Linked DNA regions of Homo sapiens: region 1 is linked to region 2. A link is a loop called in an ENCODE intact Hi-C map of the cell type or tissue named here. Cell type or tissue: mammary epithelial cell. All regions are shown on one strand. Each heading gives the region's core, and the rest is flanking DNA. Links, peaks and the distances in the headings are about the cores only. Region 1 holds the start of DPEP1 (dipeptidase 1). Region 2 overlaps SPATA33 (spermatogenesis associated 33).

Evidence for each region. Hi-C counts contacts between places; a loop is a spot of excess contacts. Peaks named below come from ENCODE experiments on the same cell type or tissue, not always from the same donor. Only the 100,000 strongest peaks of a DNase experiment are listed, where the experiment ranks them.
Region 1: it touches region 2 in a loop (16-fold over the local background); 2 of 110 quality-filtered maps call a loop at or near these places.

The regions. Positions count from the first base shown.
Region 1 is chr16:89,609,792-89,621,508 of GRCh38, reverse strand. It overlaps DPEP1 (dipeptidase 1), which reads right to left and starts at 7,867. Exons shown (of 11, transcript NM_001389466.1): 1 at 7,790-7,867. RefSeq lists enhancers at 5,296-5,998, 5,999-6,703 and a silencer at 8,109-8,267. In mammary epithelial cell, for the core only: a CTCF peak has its summit at 5,754 (motif pointing left); no DNase peak of the experiment used is centred there; H3K27me3 peaks cover 189 bases.
Region 2 is chr16:89,662,281-89,673,997 of GRCh38, reverse strand. SPATA33 (spermatogenesis associated 33) reads right to left here. Exons shown (of 3, transcript NM_001271907.2): 3 at 3,540-4,712. The coding sequence ends at 4,501. Among named protein-coding and RNA genes, the nearest start is that of SPATA33, 10 kb to the right of the region's middle. In mammary epithelial cell, for the core only: a CTCF peak has its summit at 6,784 (motif pointing right); no DNase peak of the experiment used is centred there; H3K4me3 peaks cover 134 bases.

The DNA.
Region 1 (11,717 bases), core at 2,273-10,272, 52 kb after region 2:
GGCTCACAGCAGGCTCAGCAGCCCCGGACTCTCTCTTCTGGCTCCTGACCAGGCTGATGTCTGCACTGGGGGAGTCCACAGGCCCCTCAATCTGCAGGCCCAGCCGTAAGGCCGGCACCCCACTTCTGCCCCCAACGCCTCCCTCCCAGCGTCCAGCCCACCCTGAGGCTGGTGGCTTCCCCACATCCCTCCTCACCCTGCCCAGGCCCCCCACGGTTGCCCCCACCACTCTGATCCCCCACAGCCCACATCTGCACCAGGGCGCGAGCTCTTCCTCCCAGTGAATCCCAGTGAAGCACTTCTCAGGGACTTCCCAACAGGCTCCCAGCTCCCATGAGGTCAGGGCCCCTCAGCCTGGCCTCCCCACCCTTGCTACCCCATCCTCCAGACACAGTCACCCCAGAAGCCACCCTCTCACCCCTGCCTGGAGCTGAGGCCCCCGCCGGTTCCATCCTCTGAGAGCCTCACCCTTCACTGCCCGTGATGGCACGAGCTGAGGCCCCCCACCCGGTTCCATCCTCTGAGACTCTCGCCCTTCACTGCCTGTGATGGTGCTCCATGCTATGCTGTAGATGCCTACTCTCTGAGGTTCTCCCTCGCTGACGGTGGATCACAGGCAGTCAGAGAGGAGAGGGGCTTTCCGCCCTCATTACAGCCCTGGGCCTCAACCTGGCTGCACGCTCCCCAAAACCACAACCCCTGGCTCCCGGCTCCCCGCTCCCCGAGACTCACCATGCGCGGGACAGGGTCCCGAGTACCTCGGCTCAGCCACCCAAGTCCCAGGGAGACAGACCCGCCTCCTGCCTCCCAGGTCACAAGGCTTGGGGGTTGTTTCTGGTGTTCAAGTTCAGTCCTGCCACCCACGGAGCTCTCCAGCTACAGAACAGCCACCTCCTTGAGGGCTCGCACAGTACCCCAGGGAGAGCCGGGCTAAAGCCTCACACATGTCAGCTGGTTCTTGTTTCCGAAGATACGCATGCCCTCAGTGAGGCCTTGAGCATCCGGCCAGCCCAGGGGCTTCTGGGACTCTCGGTCCCAGGCCAGGCAGGAGAGCTTGTGCTGGGTGATCACCCTTTGAGGCCCCCCAGGCAGTAGTGTAGGGTATCTGCCTTAGGTGGCAGCAGGTTGAGAAATGGAGAGGAGGGGGCCTGGGAGCTTGGGCCCAGCCCAACGAGCCCAGAGAGTCTCAAGTGGCCTGGGGGTCCCAGGTCGTGTGTCCCCCCCACTGGCAGACCCCAGCCACCTCCCTGACTCCCTCGGAGGACACTGACCCTGGCCCCGGAGTTGGGACAAACTCCGTCCTCAGTTTCTTTATCTGTAAGTGCGATGGGTTGATCTCCCTCCATCCCCAGCCACAATCGAGGATTGGAATGTCCTCTGGCAAAGCCACACGGGCTTTCGAAATCCAAGGAGGGTCTGCGTGTGGACCGCACTGAGCTGGAGACCAGGCTGGCTTTGGAATTCTGAGGTTGCGGCGGGAGGGGGGCATACTCAGTGGGTTCAAGCAGGCGGGGGGAGGCCAGGCCTATCCCGGACCCCACCCAAGGCAGGGTGGAGACCTAGGGCTGCTGCTGGGCTAGTCACAGGGGCCCTTGGAGTCTGACATTTTCAAGCAGCCAATGATGGGCAGCAGTGGGAGGAACAGTGGGGGCTGCAGAGAGGGGAGGGGACGCAGGGGGCTGCAGAGAGGGGAGTGGGGGGCACAGGGCGCTGCAGGGAGGGGGTGCAGGGGGCTGCAGGGAGGGGAGCAGGGGGCACAGCAGGCTGCAGGGAGGGGGTGAAGGGAGTGCAGGGGGCTGCAGGGAGGGGAGCAGGGGGCAAAAGGGGTGCAGGGAGGGGAGCAGGGGGCTGCAGGGAGCTACAGGGAGGGGAGCAGAGGGAGCAGGGGGCTGCAGGGAGGGGAGCGGGGGGAGCAGGGGGACCAGGGGGCTGCAGGGAGGGGAGCGGGGGGAGCAGGGGGAAAGCGGGCTGCAGAGAGGGGAGCAGGGGGGCAGGGAGCTGCAGGGAGGGGAGCAGGGGGGCAGGGGGCTGCAGGGAGGGGAGCAGGGGGGCAGGGGGCTGCAGGGAGGGGAGCAGGGGGGCAGGGGGCTGCAGGGAGGGGAGCAGGGGGGGCAGGGGGCTGCAGGGAGGGGAGCAGGGGGGGCAGGGGGCTGCAGGGAGGGGAGCGGGGGGGCAGGGAGCTGCAGGGAGGGGAGCGGGGGGGCAGGGGGCTGCAGGGAGGGGAGCGGGGGGGCAGGGAGCTGCAGGGAGGGGAGTGGGGGGGCAGGGGGCTGCAGGGAGGGAGCAGGGAGGGCAGGGGGGCTGCAGGGAGGGGAGCGGGGGGGCAGGGAGCTGCAGGGAGGGGAGCGGGGGGGCAGGGGGCTGCAGGGAGGGGAGCAGGGGGGGCAGGGAGCTGCAGGGAGGGGAGCAGGGGGGCAGGGAGCTGCAGGGAGGGGAGCAGGGGGGGCAGGGGGCTGCAGGGAGGGGAGCAGGGGGGCAGGGAGCTGCAGGGAGGGGAGCGGGGGGGGCAGGGGGCTGCAGGGAGGGGAGCGGGGGGGCAGGGGGGCTGCAGGGAGGGGAGCAGGGGGGCAGGGAGCTGCAGGGAGGGAGCAGGGAGGGCAACCCTCCGGAAGCCAAAGGTAGAGGGTGCTGGTGGGATGTGCGTACGTAAAGAGCAAAATAAAACCAGTTTTGTGCAGGGTTCCTACCGTTCTGGTGAAAATAAAATAAATATTAATCTATAAGTTACAAAATGCGAATTGTGCAACTTTGCCCGGGGAACAGTGCAGCAATCACTTAAGCTCAGGAGTCTGAGACCAGCCGGGGCAACACAAGGAGACCTCGTCTCTACAGACATAAAGAAACTAGCCAGGCTGGTGTGTGCCTGCAGTCACAGTTACTTGGGAAGCTGAGGTGGGAAGGTTGTTGAGCCTCGGAGCTTGAGGCTGCACTCCCACCTGGGCAACATAGTGAGACCCTGTCTCAAAACTAAATGCATAAATAAATAATGTAGGCCAGACCTGGTGGTTTATGCCTGTGATCCCAGCACTTTGGGTGGCCAAGGCGGGAGGATCGCTTGAGGCCAGGAGTTTGAGACCAGCCTGGGAAACATAGGGAGACCCCCATCTCTACAAAAAATATAAAAATTAGCCAAGCGTGGTGGCACACACTTGTGGTCTTGGCTACATAGCAGACCGAGGCAGGAAGATGGCTTGAGTCCAGGAGGTTTAAGCTACAGTGAGCCGTGATCCTACCACTGCACTCCAGCCCGGGTGACAGAGCAAGACCTTGTCAAGATGGATAAACAAACTAATAAATTAATTAAAATAAAAATGTGAATTGTACAATTTTGTTGATTCTGTATGAGTTAAATCCTATTCTATTTGCATTTAAGCCAAGTATTACACAATATGAAGATAAATGGTAAATACATGCTAATAATTTAAAATTTTAATTTTTCTTGACTTAGAATGATGATTTTTTATTTTTATTTTTTTATATTTTTTGAGACTGAGTCTCGCTCTGTCGCCCAGGATGGAGTGCAGGGGCACAATCTCAGCTCACTGCAACCTCCGTCTCCCAGGTTCAAGTGATTCTTGTGCCTCAGCCTCCCGAGTAGCTGGGATTACAGGTGCATGCCACCACACACAGCTAATTTTTGTATTTTTAGTAGAGATGGGGTTTCACCATGTTGGCCAGGCTAGTCTCAAACTCCTGACCTCAAATGATCTGCCCGTCTTGGCCTCCCACAGCGCTGGGATTACAGGTGTGAGCCACTGCGCCCGGCCTCCCAAAGTGCTGGGATTACAGGTGTGAGCCACCGTGCCCAACCTCCCAAAGTGCTGGGATTACAGGTGTGAGCCGCCGCGCCCGGCCTCCCAAAGTGCTGGGATTACAGGTGTGAGCCGCCGCGCCCGGCCTCCCAAAGTGCTGGGATTACAGGTGTGAGCCGCCGCGCCCGGCCGCCTTCCAGCATTTCTGGCACAGACCGGCACAGGTGTGGGCTCCTGTCCTTTGCATGTTGTTGGCTTTCTGTTGACCAGATGGCCTGGAGACCTCCTGGCGTGGATGCTTCCACCTCATTCTCTGTAACATGTGCGCAAGCCTCAGAGCTCATGTTAGCTGAGCAATTCTTCCATGCAGGCACCGTGCTGAGGGAGCTCCTGTGGCCTCGTGAGGCAGGAGCGCTTTTCCCCTCACCTCTCAGGGCCCTGGGCCTTGGTGCCTGCCTACCTCTCCCACCTCCACCCAGCTCAGCCGTGAGTCTTCATGCAGTGTCCTCAGGGCATCACATGAGAGCCCCAAGCACCCCATCTCTCTGCCACTCCCTCTCCCTTGTTCTAGCTCCACCCTGTCTTGATTCCTGGCAATTCTAATAAGAGAGAATTGTCCCCAACCCTGGCCAAGCAATTCCCTGACATGTAATGACCTGTGCTACCCTCACCTTGCTCGGGTGGGGCCAGACCTTCACTGCAGTCCCATCACCCCACCCCTCCCTTCCCCTTCTGCTCCAGGGCCTGCCCAGGACCTCCAGCCTCCCGCCCCATTCTCTGCCAGACTCCATCATCCCCTCTGGAGCCGTCACGCCGCTCGGTAAAACCTGCCCGCTTCCTACCCGCTTCCTGGCCGCTCTCTGCCTGCTTCCCGGCCGCTTCCTGCCCACTTCCTGCCTGCTTCCTGGCCACTTCCTGTCCGCTTCCTGGCCACTTCCTGGCCGCTTTCTGCCTGCTTCCTGCCCACTTCCTGCCTGCTTCCTGGCCGCTTCCTGGTCGCTCTCTGCCTGCTTCCCAGCCACTTCCTGCCAGCGTGCGTTTGCACTGCCCTTCGCGGAGTGTGCTGAGGGGAGAAGGCCCAGCCGTCCCAATCTGCGCTACTTTGAATTCCTGATCACAAACTTCAAGGAACCTCTTTAAGCCACCCGGGAATCCTGCTGCAGGTCCCAGTGCCAGAACCAGAAGCATCTGTGCCATCTGGGAACATTCTGGTGGAGCAATCGCCCTGTCCTCGAGGTCGGCCATACACGCTGGGTCTTCACCACCCCGGGGATGCAGATGCCTCCTGGCGACCCCCTCCTCCATCCAAGGACCCCTCCCGGCACAGCCCCGAGCACACCCGCTGTCTCCCCTCCTTTCCGCCCGTCTGTCCGATCCTCTCACAGCTGGCTGGGCCATACTGCTCTGTGAAACTGTGCCCGGTCAGCCCCGGAGTGGGTGACCCAGGACCCGCTGGCTGTGTCCTTCCAGGGCACAGGTCCCAGCCTCTCCTGTTTCGTCGACACTGGCTACCTGTGTGGGCTTGTCTGTTTCTGGGCTCTGAGCCCTATCCCCACAGCACTGACTCCCCCACCCACCTGAACCCCCAGCCCAGCCCCCGAAGCCCCACGGACCCAGCCTCCTGCTGCGCACCCCAGCTGGAGTTCAGGGAGCATTTTAAATTCACTTTTTGTGTTTTTTTTTTGAGATGAAGTCTTGCTCTGTCACCCAGGCTGGAGTGCAGTGGTGTGATCTCAGCTCACTGAAACCTCTGCCTCCCAGGTTCAAGTAATTCTCCTGCCTGGGGACACGACACGTAGGGGACGCCTGAGCCCTGCGCCTTTGGGCCTCAGTATCTGTGAAATGGGCCTGTGAAAGGGGTGGACACTCAGAGGCCAGGGCGGGCCTTGGTGCTTGGTCTCCCTCCACACAGCCCACTCCTCTCCAATTCACACCCCACCAGCCGGCCAGGACCCCGGGGCCCCCGTGTTGACCGCCTGCCTGGCTGCTGCAGCTCCTGCCCTCTGGTGGCCAAATCCCAACGTGCCTCCGTGGGGCCGGTTCCCGGCTCCAGTTCACCGGGGCCTCGCGGGGTCCTGCAAGGCGGGGTCCTGGGGGCTCACTTCACCCAAGAACCAGCTGCTCCTCCCTCAGGGTGGGCTCTGCCTGTGGGCTCTGAAGACCTGGGAAGGCTGAGCAGGTGCTCGGAGCCACCACTGCTTCCATGGGTGTCCTGCCCTTTAACCCACGCCCTCACCCCTGAGAGCAAGGCTGCTGTTACCCCTGTCTCCTACTCTTGGAAACTGAGGTAGAGAAGACAGGTCCAGCCCCCTGGCTCATGGGAGATGGAGCCAGGATGTACGCACAGGACACAGGTCCAGAGACTCCAGAGCTGCGTGTAGACCAGCACCACTGCCCTGCCAGGCCCGCCTGCCCGCTCTGTACCCAGTGGGAGCTGGGAGCCTCAGCCCGACCTGTGAGGCCACCCCTCAGGGGCGGCTCTGAGAGGCCGCTTTGGGGCTCAGTGTCCGTCCACCGCAGCCTACGTCCCCCTGAAGCTGCAAGCAGGGACTGAGGGACCCTCCCCGTCTGCTCCTGGCCTCCGACTGGAGATTTGTCAAAGCTGACCTTTTGTCGACAAGGAGACTGAGGCCCAGCGGGAGGTATTTTAGAGACACTTCCACGTTTGGAGGCCCTAGATGCCCCCTTCCACCCATGACACCCACTGAGCTTCTCCATGGGGTCAGACGCCAATCAGCAAGAATTCGCCAAGAGATGTGGAGGCTACTAGACCCTCACCATGAAAATAGCTTGGCTGTGTAAGAGCCATTGGCCGAAGTAGGTTCTGCCCTTCGCTAGCCCAGCCGCAGCTCCAGACTCCAACTTCCGCCTGTGCCCAAGGCTTTCTCTCTAGCATGTCCTGTGATAACCCTGAAGCTCCCCGCACCCTACCCGGGGAGAAGATTTTTCTTTTATTTTTTTGGATACGGAGTCTCGCTCTGTCACTCAGGCTGGAGTGCAGTGGCACGATCTCAGCTCACCGCAACCTCCGCCTCCCGGGTTCACGCCATTCTCCTGCTTCAGCCTCCCGAGTAGCTGGGACTACAGGCGCCCGCCACCACGCCCGGCTAATTTTTTGTATTTTTTATTAGAGACGGGGTTTCACCGTGTTAGCCAGGATGGTCTCGATCTCCTGACCTCATGATCTGCCCACCTCGGCCTCCCACAGTGTGGGGATTACAGGCGTGAGCCACCGCGCCCGGCCACAGCTTTGATTTTCATTCAGCAAATCCTTTCCACCTGGAAGGAAATTGTGGGGCCGGACAACAGGCCCTGCTCTTAGCTGGGCGGGAAGGCAGATGACTGCGCAGAGAATTCCAGAACAGAGAGTAAGTCCGGGGACTCGGCGCTCCTCACACAGCCTCTGAGAACTCTTCCTGGAGGAAGGGGTACGTGAGCTGAGTCCCAAGGGTGCCTAGGACCGCACTGGGCGCCACAAGGAAGGAACAGCCGGCACAGTGGACAAGCGGGGTTGTGGGGCCTCTGGAGGGCCTGGCGGGTCCAGACCTCATCCTAGGGACCACGGGGAGGGCCAGTGGGAGGACAGCGGCGGGTCTGAGAGCAGCTCTCCCACCTCCTTGAGTCCCAGGAAGCCGCCGCGTCCCCTGCCCCACACACCTGGCCCCAGTTTCCTAGAATCCCAGGAAGCAGCCGCGTCCCCTGCCCCACACACCTGGCCCCAGTTTCCTAGAATCCCAGGAAGCAGCCGCGTCCCCTGCCCCACACACCTGGTGCCAGCCTCCTAGAATCCCAGGAAGCTGCCTCGTCCCCTGCCCCACACACCTGGTCCCAGCCTCCTAGAATCCCAGGAAGCCGCCCCGTCCCCTGCCGCACACACCTGGCCTCAGCCTCCTAGAATCCCAGGAAGCCGCCGCGTCCCCTGCCCCGCACGCCTGGTCCCAGCTTCCACCCACAGTGGTGCCCTGGGGTCCCCGGGCCTGCACCACCCCAGGTGGGCACCCCAGTACCCTGGCGCACCGACTCCCCAGCCCACTCACCCTGGCCTCTGCGATGCAGACTTGCTCCCTGGCAGGGCCCGGCCTAGGCAGCTCCCACGCCAGGCTCACAGCTGGGCTGGCCCTACCCGGCCACCTGCTGCCCCTCCCAGGCCCCTCCTCAGGAAGGTGAAACTGCCCCATTTCCTGCAGGAACCCTGTGTTCTCTGAAAGTAGAAAGAGGAGGGAAATGGAGGAGGGGAGGGGAAGGTTGGAGAGAAAGGGCCAGGGGTCGGAAGGAAGGGCTGCAGGAGGGAGAGAGGAGGAGGGAGAGAGGAGGAGGGAACTTTGCTCCAGGAGATGGCTCTGCGTCCTGACCTCCCCCAAGGCTAGAAACTTCTCCAGCAGCTTCCTCATTTCCTGAGAGTGCCCTGAGATGTCCTGGCAGTGTTTTTCCCTCATGTGTGGATGTGCCACCTCCCAGCCAGGGGGGTGCGTGCACAGCTGTGCTGTCCAGCTCTGTGATGTCAGATCTTAGAGAATGCTACACATCAGTACACATAAGCCATCTGTGTCCTTTTTCTCATGCATTTTCGTTGTGAAAATACAACATGTATACCAACAAGACATATAGGTGTTGGGAGGGAAACTGAGGCAGGGCTTGCATGATGTCCTTTGGAATGTGTCTAGACTTGCTGGCTCCTTCCTTCTAGCCCTCCTAGGCCCCTATTCCCATTATCTCAAGTAGCAGAACATGCTCCATATAAATGCTAAACCGGCACAGCTGTAATCATGTGCTTAATGCAACGTGGTCTTTTGACCTCCATATTCTCACCATCTGTTTCTTTGTTGCATTACCAATAAATACCGTGGGCTCCCAGAGCTCGGGCTTTTGCAGCCTCCACAATAGCGATGGCCCCCTGGTGTGCCACCTTTCTCTCTCTGTGTTTTTCTGAATCCTTTGACTCCGCCGGACTTTGTCACCCCCACGACCTGGGGTTGGGTCTGATCACCCCAACATATAGGTACTGTACCTTTACACAGAAACTACACAGGTGTTCGTAGCAGGACAATTTAGTATAGCCAAAATGTGGGAAGAGTGCAGATGCCCAACACGGGGACAGATAAATGTGTCTCTTCACGCAGTGGAGTATTACTCAGCCATGAAGAAGAGTGACGTGCTGACACGTGCTATAACATGAAGAACCTCAGAAACATTTCGCTAAGTGGCAGAAGCCAGATAGTCGGGTGTGGTGGTGCGCACCTGTGGTCTCTGCTGTGAGGCTGAGGCAGGAGGAGCGCCTGAGCCTGGGAGACTGAGGTTACAGTGAGCTGCGATCACGCCATTGCACTTCAGCCTGGGCCGCAGAGTGGGAGCCTGTCTCAGAAAAGAAAGAAAGAAGCTAGACTCAAAAGACCACATGTCGTGTGATTCCACTTATATGAAATGTCCAGAATAAGTGACTCCATAGACACAGAAGGTGGATTCATGGTTGTTGAGGCTGTGAAGGAAAGTGGGGAGTGGGTGCTAATGGGAATGGGTTTCTATTTGGGGCAATGACTTTTTTTTTTTTTTTTTTGAGACAGAGTCTTGCTCTGTCGCCCAGGCTGGAGTGCAGTGGCGCGATCTCAGCTCGCTGCAACCTCCACCTCCTGGCTTCACGCCATTCTCCTGCCTCAGCCTCCCGAGTAGCTGGGACTACAGGCGCCCGCCACCACGCCCGGCTAATTTTTTGTATTTCTTTTTTAGTAGAGACGGGGTTTCACCGTGTTAGCCAGGATGGTCTCGATCTCCTGACCTCGTGATCCGCCCGCCTCGGCCTCCCAGTGTGATACCCAACCTTGTTTTAACCTAAGTGACCTTCTCGTAGCAGAGAGAGCGCCGGACAGACTCCATTTTAGTTTCTTCACCTGCAGCCCCCTTCACCTCCCTCCCTTAAGGCTTAACTAGTGTGACTGACTCAAAGCACGTCTGGGAATGCACCTACTGATAAGATACTGAGGCAAGCTGCACCAGCAGCTCCTCGGGACGCGCTCGGTGGATGGCACCCGAAGCCCCTGCATTTATCTCTTTGTGATAGTTTAAGCCCCTGCACCTGGAGCTGTTTATTTTTTGTAACTGCATTTGTAACCAATTAATTTTTTAACTTTTTGCCAGTTCTGCTTCTATAAAAATTGCTTCAGTTAAACTCCCCCCCCCCATTTAGACCACGGTATACAAACAAAGCTAGCCCCTTCCTCAGGGCCGAGAGAATTTTGAGCATTAGCGGCCTCTCGGTCGCAGGCTAATAAAGGACTCCTTAATTTGTCTCAAAGTGTGGTGTTTCTCTATAACTCGCTTGGTTACAACACCAAAGTGCTGGGATTACAGGCGTGAGCCCCTGTGCCCTGCGAGGGCAATGAAAATTTTTAAATTAAAAATCTGGAATTAAATAGTAGTGATGGCTGTGCGACTCTGAATATTCTAAAAACATTCAATTGTGCACACTAAAGGGATGGATTTTATGGTGTGTGAATTGTCTCAATAAAGCTTCTATAAAAATATAAGTACAGTTATCCAGGCACGGTGGCTCATGCCTGTGATCCCAGCACTTTGGGAGGCCGAGGTGGGCGGATCACTTGAAGTCGGGAGTTTGAAACCAGCCTGGGCAACGTGGTGAAACCCCATCTCTACTAAAAATGCAAAATTTAGCCAGACGTGGTGACATGCGCCTGCAGTCCCATCTACTTAGGAAGCTGAGGCAGGAGAAGTGTTTGAACCCAGGAGGTGTAGGTTGCAGTGAGCTGAGATCGTGCCACTGCCCTCCAGCCTTGGCAACAGAGTGAGTCTCTGTCTCAAAATAAACAAATACATAAAAATAAAAAAAATTATGGGCCAGGCACGGTGGCTCACGCCTGTAATACCAGCACTTTGGGAGGCCGAGGCGGGTGGATCACCTAAGGTCAGCAGTTCAAGACCAGCCTGGCCAACATGGTGAAACCCTGTCTCTACTAAAAATACAAAAAATAGCCGGGCGTGGTGACGGGCGCCTGTAGTCCCAGCTACTCGGGAGGCTGAGGCAGGAGAATCGCTTGAACCCAGGAGGTGAAGGTTGCAGTGAGCCGAGATCGTGCCTCTGCACTCCAGCCTGGGCGACAGAGCGAGTCTCCATCTCAAAAAAAAAAAAAAAAAAAGAACCTGAAAATAATGAAAGATCTGATGAGAGTTCATTATAAAAACAACACACAATGAATTCTGGTTGTTTTTGTGACACACGACGTATTAAATAACAACTGAAATCATGAACAGTAACAGAGGCGAACAGATCGGATAACAAGGGCATTGACAAATTTTTAGGACATTTATATAATTTCTGAAATAGCAACATTTTAACTATATAAATATAATGTATGGAAAGTTAAGTGTCTTTTGACAATGCTTCCCATGTAATTGAATATATCAAATAAACTGAATTAGTTTAACATCTCCCTTTTAACAAGGTGGTAGAACAAATCCTTTGAAACTGTCAGTTTCAAAGATTTGACAGTTTCAAAGGATTTGAGTTTTGAGATTTTCCAGGGACCTTCTAGAAAACTTCAAAGTCCGTTTGAGGTCAAGAAGATTTAATTTAGAATTTGATTCTGATTTTGGGAAGTTGGCAAAGATGTCAAAAGATCTGAAAACTTAAATAAAATAGGATCATATGTCATCGTGAAACAATATTTCGTTATCTGTTTAACCAAAGTGACAATAAAGATTTCAAAGGTAAATAAAGGTGATAACATAAGACAATAAACCAACACATGTATAAGAGGGAAAGAGTGTGAACCTCCAGGGCCCATCTGGAGGATAATGGTTAAAAAAAACCATGGGTTGGACACAGTGGCTCACGTCTGTAAGCCCAGCACGTTCCCATTTGTGTTTTGTTTTGTTTTGCTTTTTAAACAGAGTCTCGCCCTGTCACCCAGCCTGGAGTGCAGTGGTGTGATGTCGGCTCACTGCAACCTCCAC
Region 2 (11,717 bases), core at 2,544-10,543:
ATTTTAGTAAAAAAAAATCAGGTAACACAATACAATAGCAAGCAATTTAAGATCTGAGAGGAACGTGTCTGTTTCCACTCTTGGAGTTCCATAAGAAAAACAGAAGTTTCTCCCCAAAAAGGAGTCTGGTGCCTTCTTTTCTACACAGGGGTCTGTATATGTGTATGTGGCATACGGACTTAATTAAGCTACTATGTTGGAATATATCCGATATTAGCTTTTAGTTAAGTTTACTTTTGACCATTAAGCCCTTTTAAAAATCCTCTTGGCTGGGCGTAGTGGCTCACGCCTGTAATCCCAGCAGTTTGGGAGGCCAAGGAGGGTGGATCACAAGATCAGGAGTTCATGACCAGCCTGGTCAAGGTGGTGAAACCCCGTCTCTACTAAAAATGCAAAAATTAGCCAGGTGCGGTGGCAAGTGCCTGTAATCCCAGCTACTTGGGAGGCTGAGGCAGGAGAATGGCTGAACCTGGGCGGCAGAGGTTGCAGTGAGCTGGGATCGCGCCACTGCACTCCAGCCTGGGCGACAGAGCGAGACTCCGTCTCAAAAAAAAAGAAAATCCTTTTAAATCTTTAAATCTCACTACCTTATTTCAGCCGGGACAAACTGCTGATATTTCAAAAGTAACACAAATTTCAAACCAGAAAGGATGTAGGAACCAAACCCGGGCTGTCCTGGTGGAAAAATGGCGGACTCTACCTACCGAACTGCAGCGTGAGGTGACGGCACTTACTCTTCGAGTGTGGCTTGGCTGGAAAAACGTGGCCTCGTTATGCAAATAAAGCCCATCACGTGGTCAAAATCTTTTTTCCCTTTTTCTGGCTTTTTTTCCTTTTTCCCAGCTGTGGGAATTCAGCTAATTCAGAGGCTTGTTTCCCACAACTTGGAAGTTTGCTTCAGATTTGACCAAGTCTAACAGAATTCGTCAAATCCAACGGGAAAAAGACTGAAACAGCAAAAATAGCAAACACAGAAACAAACAAAAAGCAGTTAAGCAAAACAAACAATCCCACAATTTATACACTTACTGAGCATGCTAATAGTAAGAAGTTAAGACCAGCCAGTCGTTAATGTTAGCTTTAGTCATTAAGGAGAACTTCCAAGACAGAACCCCAATTCAGCCACTTACCTAGGAATGGGGCCCAGGCTTTAGACTGCTCTCCCCCATCGTGGAATCAGGAAAAACTCGAGTTGTTTCCGAGCTGAAACTCCAGGGAAGTCTCCTGCTCCCCATCATCACGGAAGCAGGAAAACTCGCCTTCTTTGTTGGAAGCAAGTAAAACACCGGAAAAGGAAAAGGCATTGTGCGCAAAATAAACTTTCGACCTCAACCAAGTTTCGGGAGATCAGAGATTCTCTGGAGGGTGGTAGGGCTCCCGGATCTCAGCAAATTGTCCTACTGTCCTGAGCAATAAAGAAGGCCCAAACTGGTCCTAAGCACCAGGAGGAAACCTGCCAAAGGGCAGGGCCACCTCCACTCTGAGTCCCTGCATGGTGGTCAATTTGTAAGCCAACAAGTATCTGAGACAGGTCTCAGCCACCTTAGAGGTTTATTAGGCCAAGGTTAAGGATGTGCGCGTGAGAGCCAACTCTGTACCTTCCTCCAAAGATGATGTTGAGGGCTTCAGTATTTCAAGGGGAGGAGCTGGAGGGGAAGGAGGGCGGGCGTGGACACATCCTTGAATCCACAAGACAAAAGAAGTCAATGATGTATTTGTCTCGTGCTCAGTAAATTGGCACTTCACCCACTTTTTGATGGAGTGGGTGAAGGATATGAACAGACACTTCTCAAAGGAAGACATTTATGCAGCCTACAGACACATGAAAAAATGCTCATCATCACTGGCCATCAGAGAAATGCAAATCAAAACCACAATGAGATACCATCTCACACCAGTTAGAATGGCGATCATTAAAAAGTCAGGAAACAGGTGCTGGAGAGGATGGGGAGAAATAGGAACACTTTTACACTGTTGGTGGGACTGTAAACTAGTTCAACCACTGTGGAAGACAGTGTGGCGATTCCTCAGGGATCTAGAACTAGAAATACCATTTGACTCAGCCATCCCATTACTGGGTATATACCCAAAGGATTATAAATCATGCTGCTATAAAGACACATGCACACCTATGTTTAATGCGGCACTATTCACAATAGCAAAGACTTAGAACCAACCCAAATGCCCATCAGTGATAGACTGGATTAAGCAAATGTGGCACATATACACCATGGAATACTATGCAGCCATAAAAAAGGATGAGTTCATGTCCTTTGCAGGGACATGGGTGAAGCTGGAAACCATCATTCTCAGCAAACTATCGCAAGTAAAATAAACCAAACACCGCATGTTCTCACTCATAGGTGGGAACTGAACAATGAGAACACTTGGACACAGGAAGGGGAAAATCACACACTGGGGCCTGTCGTGGGGTAGGGGGGAGGGGGGAGGGAAAGCATTAGGAGAAATACCTAATGTAAATGACGAGTTAATGGGTGCAGCACACCAACATGGCGTATGTATGCATATGTAACAAACCTGCACGTTGTGCACATGTACCCTAAAACTTAAAGTATAATAATAAAAAAAAAATTTGGCACTTCACAGAAGGTGAACAGAGTAGCTACCTATGGAGAAACTTTAACTTTTTATTGGTAGCTCTCTGCTTAGGAACAAAAAGGAAGCAGTTTCTTGGGTGACTCATCTTTCAGCTTTTTTTTTTTTTCTTTTGGCAGAGTGAAATTAGGGCCCCAAGTTTTGATTGGCCTTTCACAATTCCTAAGGCTCTGCGTATGTGTGTATATACTACATAGGCCTGTATGGATTAGAAATTGTACGTGTGTGGCAGGGAGCAGGCTCCCTCCCGCTGCCACCTCAGAAGTCTGTGTCCAAGACTCTGGTGGACACCCCTGGCTCCACTGGCCACTGAAGCAAGCCAATGGCAGATCACATGGAAAGCCTGCTGGCCAGACTAGAAACTAACAAAGCTAACACACTGTCACTAAATGCATCAGGCTTCCACACAGGGCAGGGCATTCTCAACACAGGGGGAAAGTCTAGCCTGAGCTGAGGGTTGCTGGAGAGGAGCAGTCACAGGAGATAACTTGTCTCGTGCCATCGTGTTCAGGTCCCTTCCGTGGCCTTCCACAATCAGGAGCCCTCATCTGTGGGCCAGAAAGACAGGACAGCGCTGGCAAGGCCACTTCCAAAGTCTCAGTGCCATGGCTGTCCCATGTGCCCAGCACACATTCCACTTTCTTCTTTGGGGCCTTTTCATAAGCTGACTCAGATTACACTCAAGCTAGGAGCCCTGGGGCCCCGTTCAGTGACTCTGGGCCTCTTTGTTCTGGAACATTACATCTTAACGTTTAGCTCTTAGAATCTGACCTTTTCCTCAAGTTTGGGAGGCATCTTATTCACTATAATTTCCAAGTATTCACATTGTCTCCTTCTGAAACGAAGGGAAGTGTTTTAACTGTGCACCACAAATCACAATGTAAGATGCCACCTGCTGTCCATCACTCTGCAGAGCCAGCCACTTCCAACATGAACATACTAATTTATTCATTTATCAATACCACAAAGCTCGCTCTCTGAGCCAGTCACTCTTGCCTCGACCGAGCTGCTAGCAGCTCTGGGGAAGGCAGGACCAAATGGCAATGGAGAACGGGCTGCGGCTTCTCACAGGGTGGGGCGGGCCTGGTGCACCCTCCCCGAGAGCACTGGAGAAGGGGGTGCAGTTTCTCACAGGGTGGGCAGGCCTGGTGCACCCTCCCCCAGAGCACTGGAGAAGGGGGCTGCAGTTTCTCAAGGCGGGGGCAGGCCTGGTGCACCCTCCCTGAGAGCACGGGAGAAGGGGGCCACGGCTTCTCACAGGGTGGGGCGGGCCTGGTGTACCCTCCCCGAAAGCACTGGAGAAGGGGGCCACGGCTTCTCACAGGGTGGGGTGGCCCTGGTGCACCCTCCCCAAAAGCACTGGAGAAGGGGCCATGGCTTCTCACAGGGTGGGGCGGGCTGGAGAGCACTGGAGAAGGGGGCGGCGGCTTCTTACAGCGTGGGGCAGCCCTGGTGCACCCTCCCCGAGAGCACTGGAGAAGGGGGCGGTGGCTTCTCACAGGGTGGGGCAACCCTGGTGTACCCTCCCCGAGAGCATTGGAGAAGGGGGCTGCAGGTTCTCACAGGGTGGGGTGGGCCTGGTGCACCCTCCCCGAGAGCACTGGAGAAGGGGACTGCAGTTTCTCACGGCGGGGGCAGGCCTGGTGCACCCTCCCTGAGAGCACTGGAGAAGGGGGCCACGGCTTCTCACAAGGTGGGGCGGGCCTGGTGCACCCTCCCCGAAAGCACTGGAGAAGGGGGCTGCAGTTTCTCACAGGGTGGGGTGGGCCTGGTGCAACCTCCCCGAGAGCACTGGAGAAGGGGCCTCGGCTTCTCACAGGGTGAGGCGGCTGTTCCCGAGACGCCTATCGCAGGGAGTAGCGAGTGCCATGCAAAGGTGCTTGTTTATTCTTTGAGATGTGAATTATAGGCGTCTGCTGTACTGGGGTTCCTGTGCCGCCGGTAGGGGCCCCAGTCCTCCGGCTCCCGAATGGTTCTCTGCTGGTCACTCCCGCTGGAACTGCAACTGACTAGCGTCTCATTCGACGCTCGCGTGATGATGATCTGTGGAACGACCACTTTCTTCCTGCTGGACTTTTGCTTTACATCAGGTTTCTCTAGAGGAAAAAACATCCAGGCATTTAGTAGATGTGTGGAAAGCTCCTTCCACGATGCACACACCTCCTGCCATTGGTCAGAGTAAAGGAATTAAGATGTATGGTTAGCAGAAAAAATGGGTGAGTCCAAAAGTGATCAAAACTGTCCATGAACATTACAGGGCTTAAGGGATGTGCAACTCAGCCATGAAGGTTGCTGATGCTGGACACCCTTTTTCAGGGAAGAAAACAGGAGAAACACTTCCACTATCCGTGGCAGGATGGTGTCAGGGCGACCAGCAAAGGAAGGAGGGAGGGCACACGTCCAGGCAGGAACCGCCTCAGAGCTCAAGGTTCAGAGACATCATTTCCACTCCAAAGGTCTCTAATTCTGCTAAAGCCCTCTGTACAGAACTTCATCCATTAGAATGTTCTAGAAATGGACATGTCTGATGTTGCTCACATTTTCTTAAACCTGTTAAGGTTACAAGGAACGCCTGAGACCTGTGAAACTGCTGAGCCTGCCGAGCGTTGCCACGTACAAAGCAAAAGTGCTCCTTCACCGGCTGCTCTCCTGGCTGGCCGGCCGCCCCTTCCTGGAGTGCCACTGCTACAAGCTCGGGCACAGCCGCCCACCCCCTTCGTGGAGTGCCACTGCTACGAGCTCAGACACAGCCGCCCGCCCCCTTCCTGGAGTGCCACTGCTACGAGCTCGGGCACAGCCGCCCGCCCCCTTCCTGGAGTGCCACTGCTACGAGCTAGGGCACAGCTGTTCAGGCTTCTGGGAGAGCAGGATGGAGCTGGCTCTCTCTGCACACATATGTGTGGTCAGGGTTAGAAGACTCAGTCACCTTTTTACAGAAACGTAACTACAGTGGTCATGTTGTTTTACAGCTTTGTGGGGACACTTGGTAGCTCACGAACCTGGATGCGAGGTAGGATGGACTGCTGGCAATGGCAGTGCTGGTTTATTATTAATCTTCTTCTTAGTTTTTGAGACGGAGTCTCGCTCTGTCACCCAGGCTGGAGTGCAGTGGTGTGATCTCGGCTCACTGCAACCTCCACCTCCTGAGTTCAAGTGATTCTCCTGCCTCAGCCTCCTGAGCAACTGGGACTACAGGCTCCTGCCACCACACCTGGGGAATTTTTGTATTATTAGTAGAGACAGGGTTTCTCCATGTTGGCCAGGCTGGTCTTGAACTCCCGACCTCAGGTGATCTACCTGCCTTGGCCTCCCAAAGTGCTGGGATTACAGGCGTGAGCCAATGCGCCCGGCCAACGGTGCTGGCTTTTATCGCGTGCCTGTTCTGAGCCCTAGAACAGTGAATAATGACACACAGCAGCTTCTGCTATAGGTCTCTGACAACCCATATTTCAGACAAAACTGAGGTACAGACAAGCCAAGCCATCTGCCCAAGGCTAGTCAAACAGGGGAGACACAGAGGCCAACTCGACTGCCCAAGGCTAACCAGATGGGGGAGGCAGAGAGGCCAAGTCGCCTGCCTAAGGCTAGTCAGACGGGGTATTCAGGCCTTGGCCTCCCCCTCTGCCTGCAGTGCTGCGTTACATAGCCTCATCTGTGTCAGCTGCCGAATGACCCACAGCTGCACTAAGCACTGAGCGATATCCCTTTTTCTTTTTGAGACAGGATCTTGAAGGTCTGTGGCCCAGGCTGAAATGCTGTGGCATGATCATGGCTCACTGAAGCCTCAACTTCCTGGGCTCAAATGATCCTCCCACTTCAGCCTTCCAAGTAGCTGGGACCACCAGCACGCACCACTGTGGGCGGCAAGTCACCCAGGTGCCGAGGCAAGAGACCGAGGGCACGAGCTGTTCCAGTGTAATAAAATATATAAAATAAGAATAGTTATACTAGATCTAGATCACAGACATGATTATATATGAATATCATTAATTAATTTGTAGCAATTACTCTTTATTCCAATATTATAATAATCCTCGCTCTACAATCATAACCTAGGAAAAACCAGGTCATACAGAGACAGGAGCTGGGGGGACATGGTGAGAAGTGACCAGAAGACAAGAGTGTGAGCCTTTTGTTATGCCCAGACAGGGCCACCAGAGGGCTCCTTGGTCTAGTGGTAACGCCAGCGTCTGGTAGGACGCCCGTTGCCAAGCAGACCATGGTCTAGCAGTAGCGTCAGTGTCAAGGAAAAACACCCACTACTTAGCAGACCAGGAAAGGGAGTCTCCCTTTCCCCAGGGGAGTTTAGAGAAAACTCTGCTCCTCCACCTCTTGTGGAGGGCCTGACATCAGTCAGGCTTGCCCGCAGTTATCCAGAGGCCTAATCGTCTCCCTGTGATGCTGTGCTTCAGTGGTCACGCTCCTAGTCCACCTTCATGTTCCATCCTGTACACCTGGCTCTGCCTTTTAGATAGCAGTAGCAAATTAGTGAAAGTACTAAAAGTCTCTGATATGCTGAAATAACGGCGTAAGCTGTCTCTCTGTCTCCTCTCTCTCTGCCTTGGCTGCCAGGCAGGGAAGGGCCCCCTGTCCAGTGGACACATGACCCACATGACCTCACCTATCATTGGAGATGGCTCACACTCCTAACCCTGCCCCTTTGTCTTGTATCCAATAAATATCAGTGCAGCCTGGCATTTGGGGCCACTACCGGTCTCCACGGCTTGGTGGTAGTGGTCCCCCGGGCCCAGCTGTCTTTTATCTCTTTGCCTTGTGTCTTTATTTCTACGCTCTCTCATCTCCGCACATGGGGAGAAAACCCACCGACCCTGTGGGGCTGGACCCTACACACCACCACACCCACCTAATTTTGAAATTTTTTGTAGAGACACGGTTTTGCCATGTTGCCCAGGCTGGTCTCGAACTCTCAGGCTCAAGTTATTCTCCCACTTCACCCTCCCAAAGCGCTGGGATTACAGCAGCCATGAACCACTGTGCCGGCCATTTTCTTCCATTTTTAGAGAAGGGTCTCACTCTGTAGCCCAGGAAGGAGCGCAGTGGCTATTCGTGGATGTGATCATAGCAAACTACAGTCCTAACCTCCCAGGCCCAAGTGATCCTCGGACCTCACTGAGTAGCTGGAACCACAGATCCCACCTATGGGACCATATATTCCCACATCACCATATCTGGCTTTTTTTTACTCTAACCTACTTGAGTATCAGAGGGCCCGACCCCCTCATGCCTCTGGTTTTCCAGATGTTTCCTACTGCTTTCATTTTTATTCATTTATTTATTTTGAGATGGATTCTCACTCTTGTCGCCCAGGCTGGAGTGCAGTGGCACAATTTTGGCTCACTACAACCTCTACCTCCCAGGTTCAAGTGATTCTCCTGCCCCAGCCTCCCCAAGTAGCTGGCACTACAGGCACCCATCACCACGCCTAGCTAATTTTTGTATTTTTAGTAGAGATGGGCTTTCATCATGTTGGCCAGGCTGGTCTTGAACTCCTGACCTCAAGTGATCCACCTGCCTCGGCCTCCAAAGTGCCGGGATTACAGGCGTGAATCACTACACTTGGCCTCATTTTTATTCTTTAGATGAACCTTTGAATAATCTGCTCATATTCCCAAAAGATCTTTTGTGTTTTGACTTGGTGTTGACTGATTTTACAGAAGTTAACGTATTTACACTATTGAAATTTTCTAGTCTAAAACAAGACTTATTTCATCTTCCTCAAAGTATAGTTTCTTCATTTAGAAATATTAGGCCAGACGCAGTGGCTCACGCCTGTAATCCCAGCACCTTGGGAGGCCGATGCGGGCGGATCACGAGGTCAGGAAATTAAGACCATTCTGGTTAACATAGTGAAACCCCATCTCTACTTAAAAAAAAAAAAAATACAAAAAATTAGCCAGGCGTGGTGGCAGGCACCTGTAGTCCCAGCTATGCGGGAGGCTGAGACAGGAGAATGGCATGAACCCGGGAGGCGGAGCTTGCAGTGAGCAGAGATGCACCATTGCAGTCCAGCCTGGGTGGCGACAGAGCAAGACTCCATCTCAAAAAAAAAAAGAAATATTAATCTTGGGCCAGGTGCGGTGGCTCACGCCTGTAATCCCAGCACCTTGGGAGGCTGAAGCAGGCAGATTGCTTGGCCTCTGGAGTTCGAGACCAGCCTGGGCAACATGACAAAACCGCATCTCTACAAAAACTACAAAAAATAGCTGGGGGTGGTGGCGTGCACTGTGGCCCCAGCTACTCAGGGAGCTGAGGTGGGAGAATCGTTTGAGCCCAGAACGTCAAGAGTGCAATGAGCCAAGATGGTGCCACTGCACTCCAGCCTGGGTGAGACCATCTCAGAAACAAAACAGAAAGAATAAATGTGACTCTTCTCAAGGTTCTTGGTACATATTGTGTGTACTTCTATTGCTGCACAACAAATCACCACCAACTTCAGGGCTGAAACCAGCACATCCACTTATCATCTTACTGCATTCGTCGTCAGGGGTGCAGGTGCAGCGTGGCTGGGACGCAGGCTGAATTCCAGGGGCCGGCTGCACTGCATTCTCATGAGGAGCTGGAGGACCCTCTTCTAAGCCCATTCTGGTTGGAGGCAGAATTTATTCCCGGTTCAAGGAATGAAGTTCCCGTTTTCTCGCTGCCCTAAAAAGCCTCTGACACTTTTACTGTCTGGCTTCCCTGATCAGGTCGGGCCCTAAAGAGCCTCTGACACTTTTACTGTCTGGCTTCCCTGATCAGGTCGGGCCCTAAAGAGCCTCTGACACTTTTACTGTCTGGCTTCCCTGATCAGGTCGGGCCCTAAAGAGCCTCTGACACTTTTACTGTCTGGCTTCCCTGATCAGGTCGGGCCCATCCAGGATCATCTCGCATTTTGATGACGTCAAACTCAATGGATGAGTGAGCTAATCGCAGGAGAGACACACCTCCCTCTTCCTCATTCCACCCACACTCGAGGGGAGGGTTACACATGGCTGTTTCCCAGGGGCAGGGATCGTGTGGGCTGTCTTGAGTCCTGCCACCTTGTTACCAAACCGCCTTCCAGGAAGATGTGTGCCTCCACAGCAACGTGTCCGAGCCCCTGATCCAGAGTCAACTGATATTCTTTGGCCTCTCATAGATGTAAATATTTTTTTGAGCTTATCATTTGTTCTACAATTGTTTATAAGAGTTTGGGGAGAGGTTTAACATTTTAACGCAGTCAAATTCTTCAATATGTGTACTGTCTTTCCTTGCTAGGAAGCATAAATAGGGTCTTACTCTGTCGCCGGGGCTGGAGGGCAGTGGCACGATCTTGGCTCACTGCAGCCCCAACCTCATGGGGTCAAGGGATCCTCCTATCTCAGGCCCCTGATTAGTTGGGGCTACAGGCACACTCCACTACACCCAGCTAATTCTTGTCTTTTTTGTAAAAATCAGGTTTCACCATGTTGCCCAGGCTGGTCTTGAACTTCTGGGCTCAAGTGATCTGCCTGCCTAGGCTTCCCAAAGTTCTGAAATTACAGGCGTGAGCCACTGTGCTTGGCTCCCAAAGCGAACGTTTTATATAACTATAGTACCATTATCGACACGAGGAAATGGACTCCGGTACTATGAGTGTATGTACAGCTACGCCATTTAATCAATCACCACCAAAACCAACAATCCCATCTTCCTCCTGCTGCCCTTCAGACACACCCACTCCCTACCCCAACCCCAAAGCCCTGCCCTTCACAGACCCCCTCACTCCCTACCCCAACGCCAAGGCCCTAGCAATCAACAATCTGTCCTCCCTGTCTATAATTTTGTCATTCAGAGAATGTTACAGAAATGGAATCACGGCCGGGTATGGTGGCTCACGCCTGTAATCCTAGCATTTCAGGAGGCCGAGGCAAGCGGATCACCTGAGATCGGGAGTTTGAGGCAAGCGGATCACCTGAGGTCGGGAGTTTGAGACCAGCCTGACCAACATGGAGAAACCCCATCGCTACTAAAAATACAAAGATTAGCTGGGCATGGTGGCGCATGCCTGTAGTCCCAGCTACTCCGGAGGCCGAGGTAGAATTGCTTGAACCCGGGAGACCAAGGTTGCAGTGAGCCAAGATCGTGCCATTTGCACTCCAGCCTAAAAAAAAAAAAAAAAGAAATGGAATCATACAGCATGTGACCTTCTGGGATTGGCTTTTTTCACTCAGCATGGTATTTTTTAATAGCCAATAGAAGTGTTCCATTTCTCTTCTTTTTCAAAATTTTCTTGCAATTAAGTATACTCTACCTTCATGAAAATGTTACAGGCCGGGCGTGGTGGCTCACACCTGTAACACTGGCACTTTGGGAGGCTGAGGCGGGTGGTTCACAAAGTCAGGAGTTTGAGACCAGCCTGACCAACATGGTGAAACCCCGTCTCTACTAAAAATACAAAAATTACCCAGGCATGGTGGCGCACACCTGTAGTCTCAGCTACTCGGGAGGCTGAGGCAGAAGAATTGCTTGAACCCGGGAGGCGGAAGTCACAATGAGCCAAGATTGTGCCACTGCACTCCAGCCTGGGCAACAGAGCAAGACTCCATCTCAAAACAAACAAACAACAAAACGTCACAAAAGTGTTCAAACAGGCTGGGCGTGGTGGCTCACGCCTGTGATCCCAGCGCTCTGGGAGGCCAGGTGCGGTGGCTCACGCCTGTGATCTCAGCACTTTGGGAGGCCGAGGCGGGTGGATCAGCTGAAGCCAGGAGTTTGAGGCCAGCCTAGCCAACGTGGCGAAACCTCATCTCTACTAAAAATACAAAAAAAATTAGCTGGGCGTCATGGCGGGCGCCTGTAATCCCAGCTACTTGGGAGGCTGAGGCAGGAGAATCACTTGAACTTGGGAGGCGGAGGCTACAGTGAGTTGAGACCCGAGATCATGCCATTGCACTCCAGCCTGGGCAACAAGAAGGAAACTCCATTTCAAAAAAAAAAAAAAGTGTTCAAACACACAAGAAAATAGAATAGTGAATGAGCACCTGCACCTATAGAGCACTCAGCTTCAATCAGTATTTTGTTATCTTGTTCTTTCTTCGTTTTTTTCCTGAGTATCTTTTTTTTTTTTGAGATGGAGTCTC